2 separate regions of the Homo sapiens genome follow, and region 2 is linked to region 1. A link is a loop called in an ENCODE intact Hi-C map of the cell type or tissue named here. Cell type or tissue: B cell. All regions are shown on one strand. Links, peaks and the distances in the headings refer to the core of each region. The heading gives the core; the rest is flanking DNA.

Region 1 (5,361 bases), core at 1-5,000:
TACTCGGGAGGCTGAGGCAAGAGAATCACATGAACCAGGGAGATGAAGGTTGTAGTGAGCCAAGACCGCCCCACTGCACTCCAGCCTGGGTGATAGAGCAAGACTCTGTACCCCCCAACGCCACCCCAAAAAACCAAAAACCAAAACCACAAAAGTTCAAAAAAGAAAAGATTCCACTAATATCTCCTCTTAAGTTAGAATCCAAGGTATAGCTTCCTAATTGTGGCCATTCACACCACATAGTAAACTTAAGGCAGGTTGCCTATGCAGTTTCAGAAAATCACACAAAGAATAATTTGTTCTCAAATAGGAAAAGCACAATAAAAATATAAGAAAGGAGGCCGGGTGCAGTGGCTCATGCCTGTAATCCCAGCACTTTGGGAGACTGAGGTGGGCGGATCATGAGGTCAAAAAATCGAGATCATCCTGGCCAACATGGTGAAACCCCGTCTCTACTAAAACTACAAAAATTAGCTAGGCGTGGTGGTGCATGCCTGTAGTCCCAGCTACTCAGGAGGCTGAGGCAGGAGAATCGCTTGAACCCAGGAGGCGGAGGCTACAGTGAGCCGAGGTCGCACCACTGCACTCCAGCCTGGCAACAGAGTGAGACTCTGTCTAAAAAATAAATATATATAATATATATAAAATATATATAATTATATATAATATGTAGTACATATAAAATATATAACATATAACATAATATATAATATATAATATATAACATAATACATATAAAATATAATATATAACATTATATAAAATATATAATATATAACATTATATAAAATATATATAACATAATATATAAAATATATAATATATATATAAAATACACACACACACACACACACACACACAAAAGTAAAGACACGAAGTCAAAAGATAAAAATAGCAACTATAGGCCAGGCACAGTGGCTCACGCCTATAATCCCAGCACTTTGGGAAGCTGAGGCGGGCGGATCACTTGAAGTCAGGAGTTCGAGACCAGCCTGGCTAACATGGCAAAACCCCGCTTCTACTGAAAATATAAAAATTAGCTGGGCGTGGTGGTGCGCACCTGTACTTCCAGCTACTGGGGAGGCTAGAGTGGGACACTGCTTGAACCCAGGAGGCAGAGGGTGCACTGAGCCAAGATCATGCCATGACACTCCAGCCTGGGAGACAGAGTATGACTCCATCTCAAAACAAAAGAAAAAACAAAAACAAAAACAAAAAAACCCTGAGAGGAGAGATGAAAATTAAGGGAACACCCAGTTCATTTTAATCCAAACACATCCCTACTTAGCTTTTGAAACTGCTATATTGAGAATTATACACATCCCTAAAAACAATTACATTCCTGTGTACAAAGAAATGATGCAATGCTCAGTTACCAACATTGTTTCGTCAGAGTACTAGCAGCTCTTTGGTAATACTTCACATGCACCAGAAGAAGCTTCCCAAATACCGTATCAAAAAACACTGTGTTGCATCAAGTCAGGAGAACAAAAGCAACCAGGACACGGTCCTCATAAAAGAACTTCTATATTTACTCATTAGACCCCAATCTTTATGAAGTCTTGTCACTTTACTTTCATCCTGAATCTTAATAATTGAAGTTAATTATCTTAAAGGATCAGTAGAAGGGTTTCTTTCTTGGGTTGGGGTCCTTCATTAGCATCTGAATAACTTATATCCAACTTCCTTAGAATTTTAAAAACATACACCCTGTGAACTCACGAAAGTATCCTGGATATTACAACAGATACGCAAGTGGCCTAAAACCAGCACATCTTTGCTCCTAACCTTGCTTCACTGAAGCTTTGACAGAGCACCTTTCTTTTATGAGTTTGGACAATGGAGCACTCAGGAAATCAGAGCAGCATGTGGCTCATTCCTGAGCAAGATGCATCTGAGATGTTAAGACTCAGTTCTCCTTCACAAAGAAGTCAGAGCCTAGGGGATCTTATAGATGCAGCTTAGCTGTTTCTAAGTCATCAACAACAGAACATCAAATAGTTGATGGGCTGCGAAGTTCCTTCCATGGAAAGTTTCCACAGTTTACTCTTAGTAAGGTTCCACAGCTTACCTACCTATATTTGGAAGGTAACTCACCTGTTTAGTTAGTGTCTGTGTGAGGATTGGAACCAGATACTGTAGTGCTCCCTTCGCATAAAACTTGCTGGTGTGCTCAGGGGGCCGTCCTTGTTCTGCTGCCTGAGGAGAAACAAAGCAAATTCTAGACAAAAGCAACCGAGCTCTGTATACTAAAGGCATACAATGAGAGCCGAACAGGGATCTCTTAACAGAAACAGAAACATACAAGGACAAATGGTAACATACAATGTGATCTTGGAAAGTGCTAATTTTTTGGTCTACTTCAGTGAGAATCTTTTAGGCCATATAATATAGGTCCAAGGCAACATTAAGTATAACTTTTTTTTCATAAGTTCAATTCATATGGACAACCTGATATTTCAGTGTTCCTTGGATCAACACACACTCAGTTTGCCTAAAGATGCCAAAAAAAACCTTTTTATTTTTGTCCTGAAATAAAAGTGTGTAAAGACCAAGCTGGAAACAAAACTTGAATTCAAAGATCCCAAGTACAGAACTCCCCATTCTCTTCCATATCTGACTCTTTCACCAGAGTTAGTAAAGTATCAATTATACATCCTAGGCTTGCATTAGGACTTCCAAAAGGAAATAATTCAGCATCAGGCATCACCTTGGTAAACTGCGACAGCCTGCTGCCCCCTTGTGTTCACAGTGATAATACCACTATTTACGATCAATCATGCCTGACTGCTTGGCAAGAACGTGAGCCCTCATTACTGATGTGCCTCCTTCATGAAGGGCTCTGGCTAGCAGAAAAATCAAAATCTCTGCCAATGGAGATACCCTCTAAACCCAGACAGAATAAAGTTCTCCTAGAAGGGGAACATCATCCACAAATGAGATATGTCCCAAAGCGTATTCAGAGTAATAGTTCTCCCCAGCTCACCTCTGAAGCTTCAATGGCCAAATCCATTTCCTCATCACAGACATTGGACCAGAATTCTATCCCTTGTAAAGCCACCTCATCAATGTCACTTTTCATTGCTTCGATTGTGATCTTAAGAAGAAAAACACCCCAGGCCCCAAATAAGTACTGATTCAAGTGAGTCCCTGCCCCAACCCGGCTTTAACCACAGACATGCAAATTTCAGAAATGTAACTATAAAAAGGAAGCTAGGCTTGAAAGAAAAGATAGGAAAAGAAAGATTTTCTTTTCTTTTTTTTTTTTTTGGTGATGGGGTCTCACTCTGTCACACAGGCTGGAGTACAGCAGCACAATCTCAGCTTACTGCAACCTCCACCTCCCAGGCTCAAACAAACCTCCCACCCCAGCCTCCTCCATAGGTGGGACCACAAGTGCATGCCACCTCACCCAGCTTATTTTTGTATTTTTTGTAGAGGCGGGGTTTCACCATATTGCCTAGGCTGGTCTCAAACTCCTGGACTCAAGCGATCTGTCAGTCTCAGCCTCCCAAACTGCTGGGATTACAGGCGTGAGCCACCATGCCCAGCCTCAGATTTTCAAAATGCAGGTTGTTTCTTTTTTCTTTTTGAGACAGAGTCTCGCTTTCTGGCCCAGGTTGGAGTGCAATGGCGTGATCTTGGCTCACTGCACCCTCCGTCTCCTGGGTTCAAGCGATTCTCCAGCCTCAGCCTCCAGAGTAGCTGGGATTACAGGCACGTGCCACCACGTTCAGCTAATTTTTGTGTTTTCAGTATAGACGGGGTTTCACCATATTGGCCAGGCTGGTCTCGAACTCCTGACCTCAGGTGATCTGCCCACCTCAGCCTTCCAAAGTGCTGGGATTACAGGCGTTAGCCACCGGGCCTGACCTCAAAATGAAGGTCTTTTACCCACACAAAGTTAGCACCAGTTTTCTTGGCACACCACTGATGAGCTTAAACCGAACAGTCTCGAGGAATTTCCTTGATTCCATAGTATTAAGTAAAATATTACAGAATTGGCAAAATAGCGACTAAGGATGATGGGCTCTGTAATTAGCCACAAGCTCAAATCACATAAATAGAAATACTTACTGCAAAAAGAGCAGGACCCATATATGTCTCCATGTACTGATAATATAAGGACATTATCTTCACCAGATTCTGTAAAGCAGCCACTCGTACCTTTTATGAACAGCAGATCAGATAGTTTACTAAAATAACAACGCAATCTGACAAAGTTAGATTCACTCAAATGGGCCAATAATCCTAAGGATTAATTGAGGTAAATATGGGATACGTTATCATTTCCCTAAAATTCATTCTCTCCCTTTAATTCCCTCATTATCTGTTCCTTTATTTTCCCATTTTGTCTCTCTTTTTCGGGGAAGGGACAGAGTTCCGCTCCTGTTGCCCAGGCTGGAGTGCAGTGGCATGATCTTGGCTCACTGCAACCTCTGCCTCCCCGATTCAAGCAATTCTCGTGCCTCAGCCTTCCAAGTAGCTGGGACTACAGGTGCCCGCCACCATGCCCGGCTAATTTTTTGTATTTTTAGTAGAGACGGGGTTTTGCTATGTTGACCAGGCTCATCTCGAACTCCTGAGCTCAGACAATCCACTCACCTCGGCCACCTAAAGTGCTAGGATTAAAGGTGTGAGCCACTGCGCCCGGCCATTTTTCTCTTTTTTTTTTTTTTGAGACAGTCTTCTTGCTCTGTCGCCCTGGTGCAAGTATAGTGGCCATGATCACGGCTCACTGCAGCCTCAACCACCAGGCTCAAGCAATCCTCCCACTTCAGCCTCCCACGTAGCTAGGACTACAGGCTCGCCCCATCACGCACAGCTAATCTTTGTGGACATGGAGTTTCGCCATGTTGCCCAGACTGGTCTCCAACTCCTGGGCTCAAGTGATCCTCTGGCCTCGGTCTCCCAAAGTGCTGGTATTATAGGTGTGAGCCACCACAGCCAGTCCTTTTTTTTTTTGAGATGGAGTCTCCCAGGCTGGAGTGCAGTGGTGTGATCTCAGCTCACTACAACCTCCGCCTCCCGGGTTCAAGCAATTCTCCTGCCTCAGCCTCCTGAGTAGCTGGATTACAGACATGCGCCTGTAAAGTGTTGGGATTACAGGCGTAAGCCACCGCGCCTGGCCTCAGTCTTTTTTTTTGCATTAAAGGTGCGTGTGGAACCCATGGTACGGCTAAATTCACTAATACTATTCAGACTGAAGATATTACTTCTATCTTCTTGAAGGGTCAGGTTTTGGGTATAGCAATAGCAAAGCTGCTTTAATGGCTACAGGGGAAAACAATCACTTGAATAACCTATGGCAATAAAGTAGCAAAGCTGATCAAAAACCTTTTCTCCCTTAACTGTTTGTGT
Region 2 (5,353 bases), core at 1-5,000, 110 kb before region 1:
CTGGGGAAAGGATAGCATTAGGAGAAATACCTAATGTAAATGACGAGTTAATAGGTGCAGCACACCAACGTGGCACATGTATACATATGTAACAAACCTGCACATTGTGCACATGTACCCTAGAACTTAAAAAGTAAAAAAAAAAAAAGGGTCTAACCCTCCTTCGTCTAATCCAACCACCTCTTGATCCTCAATACTTTAATTGAGGGGACCTGAGGTGCCTTTTCTGTGGCCATCCTATAGCCTCCTCAGCCTCTTCAGTAGCTAGGGTGGTAGAGGGCCACCAAGATGACGGCTGCCAGGGACCTGCTCTCTCTGCGGGTCCCGCCGCGCCCCTCGTCACTGTTGGTGAGCGGAACCCCGCTGTGTGCGGACGGACCACGAATAGACTCTGCTGCCTCCCTGGCCCCCGGCCCGGGTCCCAGCCGGTCTTCCCCGCCATTGGGGGACTGAGTCCGAGCGCTGCTGCGAACCCTGCGCCTTCTCCGCGTGCTCCGAGCCCGGCAGCCCCCAGGAAGCCGAGAAAGGCAGCGGACTGGTCCGCGCCGCTCAGGGCGCAGGCCATCGAGGCCAAGGCGCGCCGGGTCCCTCCCGCTCGGGCGTCTCTGGTCCTCCGGCTCTGCCCCGTGGCCACCCGGCCTGCTGCACCGAGAGCCCCGGGCTCTGCCCCGCGCTGCTCCTTCCTGCAAGGCTGCTGTCCACACCCGCCGGCCTGCAGGCGCCTCGGGGTCCACATGTCCCCGCCACATCCCACCCCTGGGCCACCCGGGTCGGTCCCAGAGTGTGCGCTGAAGGTGATGCCTGGGGGCAAGTGCCCATTTCTGTCCTCTCAACCTGCATCTTTGCCAGCTCTTCTAGAACTTTCTGGCCTCTTTTAACCACATTGTCTTCTGTATCTGAGGTGGGTGGGGCAAGACTCCCCACAGCCCAAGCCTCTGTAGCTGGAGAGGAGGATTAGTCAGATGGCAGACACGGGATGGTGCTCTGTCCCAGGAACTGATGGCGAAGTAACCCTGTCTTTTAAGAGAGTGATGGTGGACCTTAGACTCCACTAAGGGTCTGCTCTGCTCCTGCCGCAACTAAACTGGTAGGTAATTTTAGGAACTATGGTTCCCATCTACAGTTGGCAGGGCCCTTATCCCCGCTCCCTTCCAAACTCTGATTCCATCATCCATGAGAGCCAATCTGCCATTGCTGGGGCTGGATGGTGTCATATCCTTCCTTACAGATGAGGAACCTGAACCTCAGCGGGGCGATGACAGTGCATGACAGAGCAGGCCTAGAACCCAGGCCTCCTGAAGAATTCAGTGCTCTTTCCTCTGCCCCTCACTCCCTCTACGCATGTGAGAGCTGGGAAAGGAGGGTGAGGGGTCAGGAGTGACTCCGCTACGTCTGGATCCCTGCGGGCTGCATCCCCACAGAGCCCAGCTTCAGGGAGGTGGCCTGGGCCTGCATTGTAGGGAGGGAGGGTTGCGTGACCTCTCTTCTGATCTTCCACCTTCTCTCCCGCTTCCTAGGTACACGCCAGAGCAGTGGCGTCCCTTGTCACTCATGAGTTCTCTGCTGAATTGGGCAGTGGGCCTAATCACCACCCTGTTCTCACCCCAATCCTCACCCTCTCTGCAGGACACAGGGATGTCTCCCATCTCCCCACCTCACTCCCATCCCACTAACAACTCTCTCCCAAAAACCAGAGGTGAGGGCCAGAGCTAGACCCACATGACCTAGCCCAGACCATGGTCAGGCTCAGGTAGCTGGGGAGGCAGGAGTGGTTGGGGAGAGGTCTGTGGCTGCTTAGGGGCCAGATCACTATGAGGGCCCAGTGGGTGAGGCTGGTGGAGGGGCCTGACTCCCAGGGGTGGGCGTGGGGGAGGGAACAGGCATAGTTTTCCACAGAGAATGTGACTTTCCCTCTCCCCAGTGTCCTGGGGGACAGGGCTAAAGGTTGGGGATATCTGTGTCTCTGCGGGATAAGAGGTGGTGTGTATTGGGGTGCACACAGCCTGAGTTAGGAGATGCTTCTATATGGGTCATTTGCCATCACTAGGCGGCACCTTCAGCCATCATCACACATTTGTGGCCTGATTCTCACTGACCTGCTTCGATAGATACCCAAGTAGAAGAAAAGGCAATGAGTCCTACGAGGCTCTTCATCATAGTGAAGTGGGTGCTTTGGGGAGATTGGGGAGCCCTCTTGTGGATGCTTGAGGAATTTCACTATGTCTTTTCCATCTTCCATGCACAGTCATGCACCGCATAATATTTGTCAAGAATGGACCGCATAAATGACAGTCGTCCCATAAGATTATAATATGGTATTTTTACTGTGCATTTTATATGTTTAGATACACAAATACTTACCATTGTGTTACAATTGCCTACAGTATTCAGTGCAGTAACATGCTGTACACGTTTGTAGCCTAGGAGCAATAGGCTATGCCGCATAGCCTAGGTGTGAAGTGGGCTATACCATCCGGGTTTGTGGAAGTACACTCTGATGTTCCCACCACAATGAAATCACCTAACGACGCATCCCTACCCGTCATTAAGGGACACATGACTGCAGTTTCATAACCATTTCCATCCCACCCCCACTCTGCTCATGGGCCCATTGAGTGGTCTCTTTATTAAGGACAAAAAGAATTCATGGGTCCCAAGATTAAGTTTCAACACAGGAAACCCTATTATTGTATATATAAGCAACTAATAGCAGTCATTATGTGCTTTAGAAATAACTCTTCTTCCTCACAAGCTACCCTGTGAGGTAACTACTTTTATCATCCCTATTTTACAGATGAGGAAATTGTGGGACAGAGAAGTTAGGTGACTTGCCTAAAGCTGCACAGCTACTCTGGATTCCAGATTCTCTGCTGTTAAGCACTCCACTATACTGCCTCCCACTGGTGTGGGAAGGCTCATACAGTAACACAGTCACAGCCAGGGACTTGAGTGCATGCAACAGAGAGAATTTTCCCAGTCCTCTTCTCTGACTTCCCCAAAGCTCCTCCAGCACCTCCCCAGGATGTCTCTGTCCTGACACATGAATGGAGGGTCAGGAGACCTCCTAGAACCTCCCCTCTCTTTTTGTCACATCTGGTGGTGGAAAATGAGGGAGGAGACTGGGCTGCTCAAAGCTCAGAGACTCTCAGGGAGAATCAGGGTACTCTAAGTTAAATGGACCCATCATCAACTGTACCAGAAGCCAGTGTAGACACGGGCTAGTCCGATGAGGTCCACAGTGTCTTTCTGCTCTCCACCCTCTTGGCATGGAGTGGGTCCTGATGGATGATCATAAGACTTGCCTCTCTTCTGAAACCTGAAACCTGGGGGTGTGCAGGGTCAGAAGAACTCCCTTTCCACCATTTTATAGAGAAGGAAATGAAGTCTCTTCCCAAGACCAGTCACAACATGTGTTTGTTGACAATATACTATGAGTGCTGGGAGACAGGGCTACAAAGGCAGATAAAGAACATGCCTCTGCCCTTGAGGGACCCTGCATAGTAGAGGAAGGACAGATGAGTAAGCAATGACTGTGATTTCATGTGATGGGTTTGCAGTGGGGGGTGATTACTGCAGAAAAGGGGGCTGAACTATGCTTGGGTGGGGCAGGAAAGGCTTTTGAGGAGATGCCCTTGGGATTGGTCTTGGAGGGTGGGTCAGGATTAATCAGCTAGGATAAGAGCATCAATGTGAGGCACATGCAGCCATCTGAAACAACAGGGCAAGTTCAGTGACCTATGTGCAAGGAACTGGCTGGAACAGAGACTGCCTAGGAAGAGCATGGGAAATTTGCTGGGGAAGTTGAGGTCAGATCACAAAGGTCTCACTTGCCATGCTGCAGAGTTCAGACTGGAGACTGCAAGTGCAGGCAGGGGGTAGTATCAGCCTCTTCAAAGAGCATAGATGAGGAGGTCTTGCTGCACCACCTCAGAGGGTGGGAGAGAGGCGCCTGAGATGGTTCACTTAGTTTATGAGTGTTTTCATTAGATTTGTGTGGAGTCCTCTATTAGTCAGAACTCTTTTAGTTACAGGCAGCAGAAACCCACTCAAACCAACTTTAAGAGGGAACTTGCTGGCTCACACTGGGAGGACACTGTACTCTAAGAGTCTAAAGGGCTGAAGGAGGGCAACAGGCACCAACAGGACTGGAACTCAGGACACAAGGCCACCAGGGCTCCATCCTTGCCCATGTCTCATCTCCACTTGTGTCTGCTTGCCTTTTTTCTACACACCGACTCCCTCCAGAAGGCGGGAAGATGGCCACCTGCAGCCCCATGCCTATAACATCTCAACTAGCAATCCCAACATGAAAGGGACCTCCTTCCAGTGTCTGTAGGGTAATTCCAAAAAAGAATCTGATTGGTCCTGCTTGGGTCACTGATACCCATTGGTCTAACCACTGTTGCCAGGGACATGAAAAACTGATTAACCCAGCCTGGTCACATGCCCGCCTTTGCAGAGGAGGTGGAAGTAGAAGACAGCACCACAGCTCAGCTCCTCAGGACCATGTAGAGGGAGAGAGGCAGTTCCTCAAAGAAATGGGGGTGCAGTTATCAGGAGGTGCACAAAAAATGGGCTGGACAGCAAACCATAGAAGCTGCTACCTGTCGGGTGCCTGTAATCCCAGCTACTCGAGAAACTGAGGCAGAGAATTGCTTGAACCCAGGAGGCAGAGGTTGCAGTGAGCTGAGATCACACCACTGCACTCCAGCCTGGGCGGCAGAGCGAGACTCCGTCTCAAAACAAACAAACAAAAAAGAAGCTGCCACTTGTATGTGCCAGATGTCCCACTATAGCTGGAGATTCGAAAATGAGATCCAGTGTCTAACTTCACATAGTTCACAGTCCCAGTGAGGGTTCAGATGATTAGAAAGTATACAGTGATGGGCCGGGCACAGTGGTTCACACCTGTAATCCCAGCATTTTGGGAGGCCGAGGTGGGCGAATCACCTGAGGTCAGGAATTTGAGACCAGCCTGGCCAACATGGTGAAACCCTGACTCTACTAAAAATAAAAAACTAGCCAGGTGTGGTAGATGCCTATAATACCAGCTAGTCGGGAGGCTGAAGCAGGAGAATTGCTTGAACCCCGAAGGCGGAGGTTGCAGTGAGCCAAGATTGCGCCATCGCGCTCCAGCCTGGGTGACAAGAGAGAAACTCTGTCTCAAAAAAAAAAAAAAGGAAGTATACAGTGATGATGGGGCACAGGGACTCTCCAGACATTGGGAGCCCAAGAGAGGACACCCAACACAGACTGAGGCAGGAGGAAACCAGGAAACGCTTTCCTAAAAACATTGTCCCTCAACTGAGTTATGGAAGATGAATGAGAATTAGCAAAGGAAGAAGAAAGTTCA

The links. Peaks named below come from ENCODE experiments on the same cell type or tissue, not always from the same donor. Only the 100,000 strongest peaks of a DNase experiment are listed, where the experiment ranks them.
Region 2: it touches region 1 in a loop (15-fold over the local background); 3 of 110 quality-filtered maps call a loop at or near these places.

What each region holds. Positions count from the first base shown.
Region 1 is chr17:47,661,895-47,667,255 of GRCh38, reverse strand. It overlaps KPNB1 (karyopherin subunit beta 1), which reads right to left. Exons shown (of 22, transcript NM_002265.6): 7 at 4,078-4,167; 8 at 2,987-3,097; 9 at 2,098-2,199. Among named protein-coding and RNA genes, the nearest start is that of KPNB1, 15 kb to the right of the region's middle. RefSeq lists an enhancer at 3,348-3,417. In B cell, for the core only: CTCF peaks have their summits at 2,531 and 2,730 (motif pointing left); DNase peaks (open chromatin) are centred at 2,755 and 3,145; H3K4me3 peaks cover 892 bases; H3K27ac peaks cover 1,976 bases.
Region 2 is chr17:47,773,622-47,778,974 of GRCh38, reverse strand. No RefSeq gene overlaps it. Among named protein-coding and RNA genes, the nearest start is that of TBX21, 43 kb to the right of the region's middle. RefSeq lists an enhancer at 497-1,010. In B cell, for the core only: CTCF peaks have their summits at 2,006 and 2,206 (motif pointing left); a DNase peak (open chromatin) is centred at 2,174; H3K27me3 peaks cover 3,742 bases.